Regions from separate parts of the Homo sapiens genome. Here region 2 is linked to region 1. Evidence: chromatin loops called from intact Hi-C (ENCODE). Cell type or tissue: GM12878. All regions are shown on one strand. Links, peaks and the distances in the headings refer to the core of each region. The heading gives the core; the rest is flanking DNA.

Evidence for each region. Peaks named below come from ENCODE experiments on the same cell type or tissue, not always from the same donor. Only the 100,000 strongest peaks of a DNase experiment are listed, where the experiment ranks them.
Region 2: a loop joins it to region 1, with 5 times the contacts of the local background. A loop is called at or near these places in 20 of 110 quality-filtered maps.

Annotation. Positions count from the first base shown.
Region 1 is chr11:44,555,646-44,558,553 of GRCh38, reverse strand. No RefSeq gene overlaps it. Among named protein-coding and RNA genes, the nearest start is that of CD82, 8.6 kb to the left of the region's middle. RefSeq lists a silencer at 1,800-1,849. In GM12878, for the core only: a CTCF peak has its summit at 1,722 (motif pointing left); a DNase peak (open chromatin) is centred at 1,603.
Region 2 is chr11:44,774,269-44,777,176 of GRCh38, reverse strand. All of the region lies in intron 2 of TSPAN18 (tetraspanin 18), which reads right to left. Among named protein-coding and RNA genes, the nearest start is that of TSPAN18-AS1, 39 kb to the right of the region's middle. RefSeq lists enhancers at 1-300, 2,265-2,908. In GM12878, for the core only: a CTCF peak has its summit at 1,578 (motif pointing right); no DNase peak of the experiment used is centred there; H3K27me3 peaks cover 59 bases.

The DNA.
Region 1 (2,908 bases), core at 235-2,734:
ATTTTAAATGATAATTATTTAAAATATTGTATATATATATCTATAAAATAAACAGAAAGCAGTCCTATTATTTTCTCCTTGAACCCCAGCGGATCACATTGGAGACCATCGGCCACGCCTTTAGGGAGGGATTTTTGGAAGAGCAAAGCAGAAGAAAGGGGACTACTCTGGGCAGCGCTTTTTCAGTCTCCAGATAGAAGCACACCTTGGAGCTGTTGCAGGTTCCTTTCCCAACCACCACACTGAAGCGAATATTGCAATAAAGTGAGACACACAAATTTTTTTGGTTTCCTAATGCATGTAAAAGTTATGTTTACCCTCCACCATAGTCTATTAAGTATGCAATAGCATGTCTAAAAAATGTGCATACCTTACTTAAAAACTGTTGATCCTGGCCAGGTGTGGAGGCTCATGCCTGTAATCCCAGCACTTTGGGAGGCCGAGGTGGATGGATTACCTGAGGTGTGGAGTATGAGACTAGCCTGGCCAACATGATGAAACTCTGTCTCTACTAAAAATACAAAAATTAGCTGGGTATGGTGGCGGGCGCCTGTAATCCCAACTACTCAGGAGGCTGAGGCACGAGAATTGGTTGAACCCAGGAGATAGAGGTTGCAGTGAACCGAGATCACACCACTGCACTCTGGGAAACAGGGCGAGAGATTCAGTCTCAAAAAAAAAAAAAATTGATCCAAAATTCTGACAAAAAGTGAGTGCATACTGTTGGAAAAATGGCACGGACAAATTTGCTCAGTTCAGTTGCCACAAACCTTCAATTTGTAAAAAACACGTTATCTGTAAAGCGTAATAAAAAGCAATGTATGCCTGCACTCATAAGCCCCTGAGATGGATGAGGAGGTGCTGCAGAAAGGGGAACTCTCACAGCTGTTCTTCGGTGGAGCTGCACTATATCAGTGGGGAGATCTTTCCCTGAATCAGGCCTGAGATCTAAAAGAACACACCTGTGGCCCAAGAAGCTGATGGTGTAGACGTTCTCTCCCTTATACAGTTGAGAAGGCCAAGGCTTAGTTGAGTTGAAAAAGTTTTGAATTTGTGGCCAGCATTTAAAAATTGGGGAATTTTATGTTGATTTTTAGATGTATAGGGATAGGGACATCTGAGCCTCCTGCTGTGCCTTCCAACGGGGCCACAGCGGATGGACCTGAGTTGTGGCTGACCTCTTTATTTGCGACATATGACCTCCAGCTGGCTACAGTCCCCACTGTGCCTATGGCTCATCTAGCCTGCTTCCCTCATTTTTGTGACCTGCCTGGTTCCCATGGGGAACTGAGTTTGCAATCCGGGGAGCAATACTGGCTGAATTCATGTTCATATTGAGAGCATTCTGAGTAGCTGGCAGGGCCACACAGACCTTAGCGGGAAGACAGGGACACCACTTTCCAGGATGATCCCTGTGAAAACTGCCATGTTTGCACTGCCCTCCTCTGTGAGACATGGTTTAGCTCAAGTCCTTGCTCTGGTAACTTTCCAACATGTGACTTTGGGCACATGTGACCTTCACCTCTCTGGGTTTGTTTCCTCACTGCTTACGCTGCAGGCAATGCACATACAATATTTGCTACTTTAGGGCTATGAGATGCACTAGTTAGTTGTGTCCAAGTCATTCCTTTTACCAACAGAAATGAAGAGAAAGAGGAGAAAAAAATAAATAAAACCAAAAACCTCATCACTCTTTTCTCCAAAATGAGCATTTATCGCCCTCTGGTGTCCACCACAGCGCTCAGTGCAGCCAATTAAGAGCGGCTTGAAGGCCGGGCGCAATGGCTCATGCCTGTAACCCCAGCATTTTGCGAGGTTGAGGCGGGCAGATCACCTGAGGTCAGGAGTTCAAGACCAGCCTGGGCAACATGGTGAAACCCTGTCTGTACTAAAAATACAAAAATTAGCCGGGTGTGGTGGCATGAGCCTGTAATCCCAGCTACTCGGGAGGCTGAGGCAGGAGAATTGCTTGAACCCAGGAGGTGGAGGTTGCAGTGAGCCGAGATCACCCCACTGCGCTCCAGCCCAAGAGACAGAGCAAAACTCCGTCTCAAAAAAAAAAAAAAAAAAAAATCAGCTGGCACGGTGCCTCACGCCCATAATCACAATCCCAGCACTTCGGGAGGCTGAGGAGGGCAGATCACCTGAAGTCAGGAGTTCAAGACCAGCCTGGCCAACATGGTGAAACGCCGTCCTTAGTGAAAATACAAAAATTAGCTTGGCGTGGTCATAGGTGCCTGTAATCTCAGCTACTTGGGAGGCTGAGGCAGGAGAATCGCTTGAATCTTGCAGACAGAGGTTTCAGTGAGCCGAGATCATACCACTGCACTCCAGCCTGGGTGACAGAGTGAGACTCTGTCTCAGAAAAAAAAAAAAAAAAAAAGTTGGGGGCTTGGAGATGAAAGACTTGGAGGCAGGGGAATAGGGGCTGCCCCATTCCTCATGGTCTCAGTTTAATCCCCCTGGCTGCAGGGCCAGGTGAGGGCAGACATGGAATTAGGTCTCTACGCCAAGTTTCAACTGCAGACACCCACCCAGCTCAGATAAGGACACTTTTGAGGCGTGGGATTTACAAGCCAATGAGACAGCTGGCCTAAAGTCACCGCATTTAATAATCATGATGAAATAACATTAAACACAGTAGGTATTAGTTATAAGCATGGCAAGTGAAATCTAGTTGTTTTTGCAGAAAAATTTTATTTAATGGCTCTTGCAAAGTCCCCTGAATTGTTGAGCATGGGGCTGGGGTTGGCTGGAGAGTCACAGCTTCTGTGAGGTTATACTGCAGTAACAAAGAACTCCCCAAATCTCATTGATTTATATCAACAAAGGCCCTATTCCCCACTTATGTTACATGGCCGCTAAAGATTGCTGTGGGTCACGTGAGACTCTGCTTCATGTGTCTTTG
Region 2 (2,908 bases), core at 172-2,671, 220 kb before region 1:
AAATAGGGAAGCTATTTGAGGGCCAGCATCCCCCAGGCAGGGTACCCTACTTCAGGGGCCATGGCAGGGCAGAAGTCTCCCATCTAGGTCCGCTCCTAAGCTACCCTCAGGTCTCTCTTAACATCTTTCTTTAGAACCAGGCCTGGGGAAGCACCCAGAGAGGGGTAAAGTGCCAGACAGTGCAGGAAGCCAGCTTGTGAGAGGGGGTATCTTTCTCCTCCCCAGGCTGCCCATGCAGGCTCCTGGGGCACCAAAAGGGAGCTTGGGTCCCAAACCCAATCCCTTTAAAACACTCAGAATATAAGCCAAATCTAGAGAAGCATGGTGAAACTAGACACACTCAACCAGGTCCTAGGATGACAATGGCCAGCCCTGACCCAGCACTTCCTCAGCTACCTTCCCTGGAATCCTCATGGCAGCCCTAGGAGGCAGGTTTCGATCATTATCCCCACTTTATAGACGGGGAACTGAGGCCCAGACTGTAGTCACACGGAGAGTCGGGGGCAGAGACAGGGCTCAAACCCAGACATTCCAGCTGCAAGTTCTGACTGTAAAACCACCAACACTCAGAAGAAGGACGGCAGAGCAGAAAGAAGCTGGACACAGGGTCCCAGCACTGGTATGTTGATTTCTTCTTCAGGAGAGGTGCTATTTTCCCTTTAAATATATGACGGCTGTGGTCTGCAGCCCACCCACATCCTCACCCTTAACCCCAGCAGTAGCTCTGTAGGGAAAGGTTATCGTGCCCAATTCACAGATAAAGAAACCAAGGCTCGTGAAGCTTAATGGTCTCCCAGCCAGCAAGTGAGAACCAGGATTTAAATCAGGGCCAATACCACAGCTGTCTCTGCTGGCTTCAGTCCCAGCCCCTCCACCAGCCAGATGTGACTCGGGCCAATCTTTCCCCAAGTGGACCTCAGTTTCTACATCTATACAGTGGTCTTACTAGTTCCTTTCCTGAGTCCCGGCCCAGGGTGGCTGGGCAGATAGAATGAGAAGACAGCGAATGTGAAGGCCACTGCAGAGCACACCAGCCTGCACTGCAGGCTGTAAAGCCCAATAACTGGGCCACTCGGTGAAGACTGACATTTACAACAGTGTGCCCAGACGCCCCACAGGATCCTCTGCCAGCAGAGAGATTCAATTATGGTCATTATGGTGCACTTAGGAAAACCAGGGAGCAGCTAATACATTTTAGAAAGATTGGCAACAACAGAGGTTGAATCAAAACGAGTTTTCTACTTAACCCTCAGTTAAACAGAAAATCCATTTAACCACAAGGCAACACCCTGTCTTCCCAGCCTCCAATCACTTTTATAAAAAAATCGTCTGCCACTTAGCTTTATATTTTTATCACCCTGAAAGCTGCCTTGGAATGAAAAATAAATTCATTGATGGAGAGAAAGATGTCATCGACCTCTATAGGTTAGCAGCCTGGAGCAACATCCTCAAGCCCTTGCTCCCTCCAGCGTGGCAAGAACACAATCCTTGTTTCCATCCCTGCCAAAGATGCTGGCGGACGCTGGAGAAAGCAGCCCCAGAGGCCCAAGAGGAGTGCAAATGTACACCTCCCACCCCCGCCACTAGAGGGAGCAAACCAAACCTTTGCAGTCACCGGAGGCTCCCAGAAGGAGGCTGGCAATGAAACGTGCCTGGAGAGGACCTATAGGGATTCGGTGACCTCCAAGTACGCTAAGCTGCAGAGCAGTCCAGAAGTGTGGGCAGGAACAGGAGCGATTCAAGTTAGGAAGAGTGTTCCCAACAAATGGGGAGAGGAACATATTAGCCAGATAGTTCTCCCTATTATTAAGTAAAGCAGCATTGACTACACACGTGCAAAAAGATACTCCAGGTACGGGGTTCCCAGATAAAATACAGGATGCCCAGTGAAGTGTGAATTTCAGATAAACAACAAATAATCTTTCAGTGATTCTTCCTAAATAGTACATGGAACAAATATTGCTTGGGGCAGATTTATGCTAAAAATTGAGTCATTGTCTATAGGAAGTCCAGATTTAGCTGGGCATCCTTTAATTTTATTTGCTGTACCTGGCGACCCCTCCCAGGAGGTATGCAGGTGACAGCAGACACTAGACACAGCTGAGTGTCCAACAGTAGGGGCCCTCCAGCCCTGTGATGCCCAGGAAGGAATCTCACAAACTGTAAGGCCAGGAGAGATGGGGAAAAAAAGCAGGAAGCCCAACTGAACGGACTTTCTGGTGTCAACTATTGAACACATGCCTGAGTGTGAACAAAAGCAGGAAACGAAGGAGGCTCTGGTCCTAAGAGAGGAAGTGAATGATTTCTTTTCCCTTCATTTTCCAAGCTCTGAATTGTTTTATTGTCTTAACAAGAACAGCCACACACACACAACCAAAGTGCTCAACTTTTCTTATCTTTTGAGATCAACCTGGTTGTTCTATCAGGTGGTGAGTCCTTCGAACTCAGGGAGTGGGAGTTTTTCATCTCTGAACCCCAGTGGATGCCTAGTGAATGGAGGAAAGAAAAAAAGAAGAAAGGGAGGGAAATAAGGAGGGAAGAAGGGAGGATGAAGGAGGCTCTGTCCATGCAAAAGCCAAGAGCTGGGAGGTCCCCAATTGCAAGGTGACTTCTGAGGACCACAGGGACCTCCAGGCAGAAGGAGCCAACTCTGTCACCCCAGGTCTCCTTGCTACCTCTCCTGAATAGAGAGGTTTTGAGGTCAGGAGCCTGGATGCTATCTGGACAGCAGTCAGCCCAAAGCCTGGCCCCAGGCCTGTGGGCCACCTGCCATCACTTCCTCTGCATTTACTAAGAGAAGCTGCCCAGCATGGGGACACACTGTGAGATGCAGGAATGAGCCTGTCTGAGGAGCTTCCCCCAGGGACAGAAAGCAGATACCACACCCCTGGGCTCTGCCCCCTCCTTC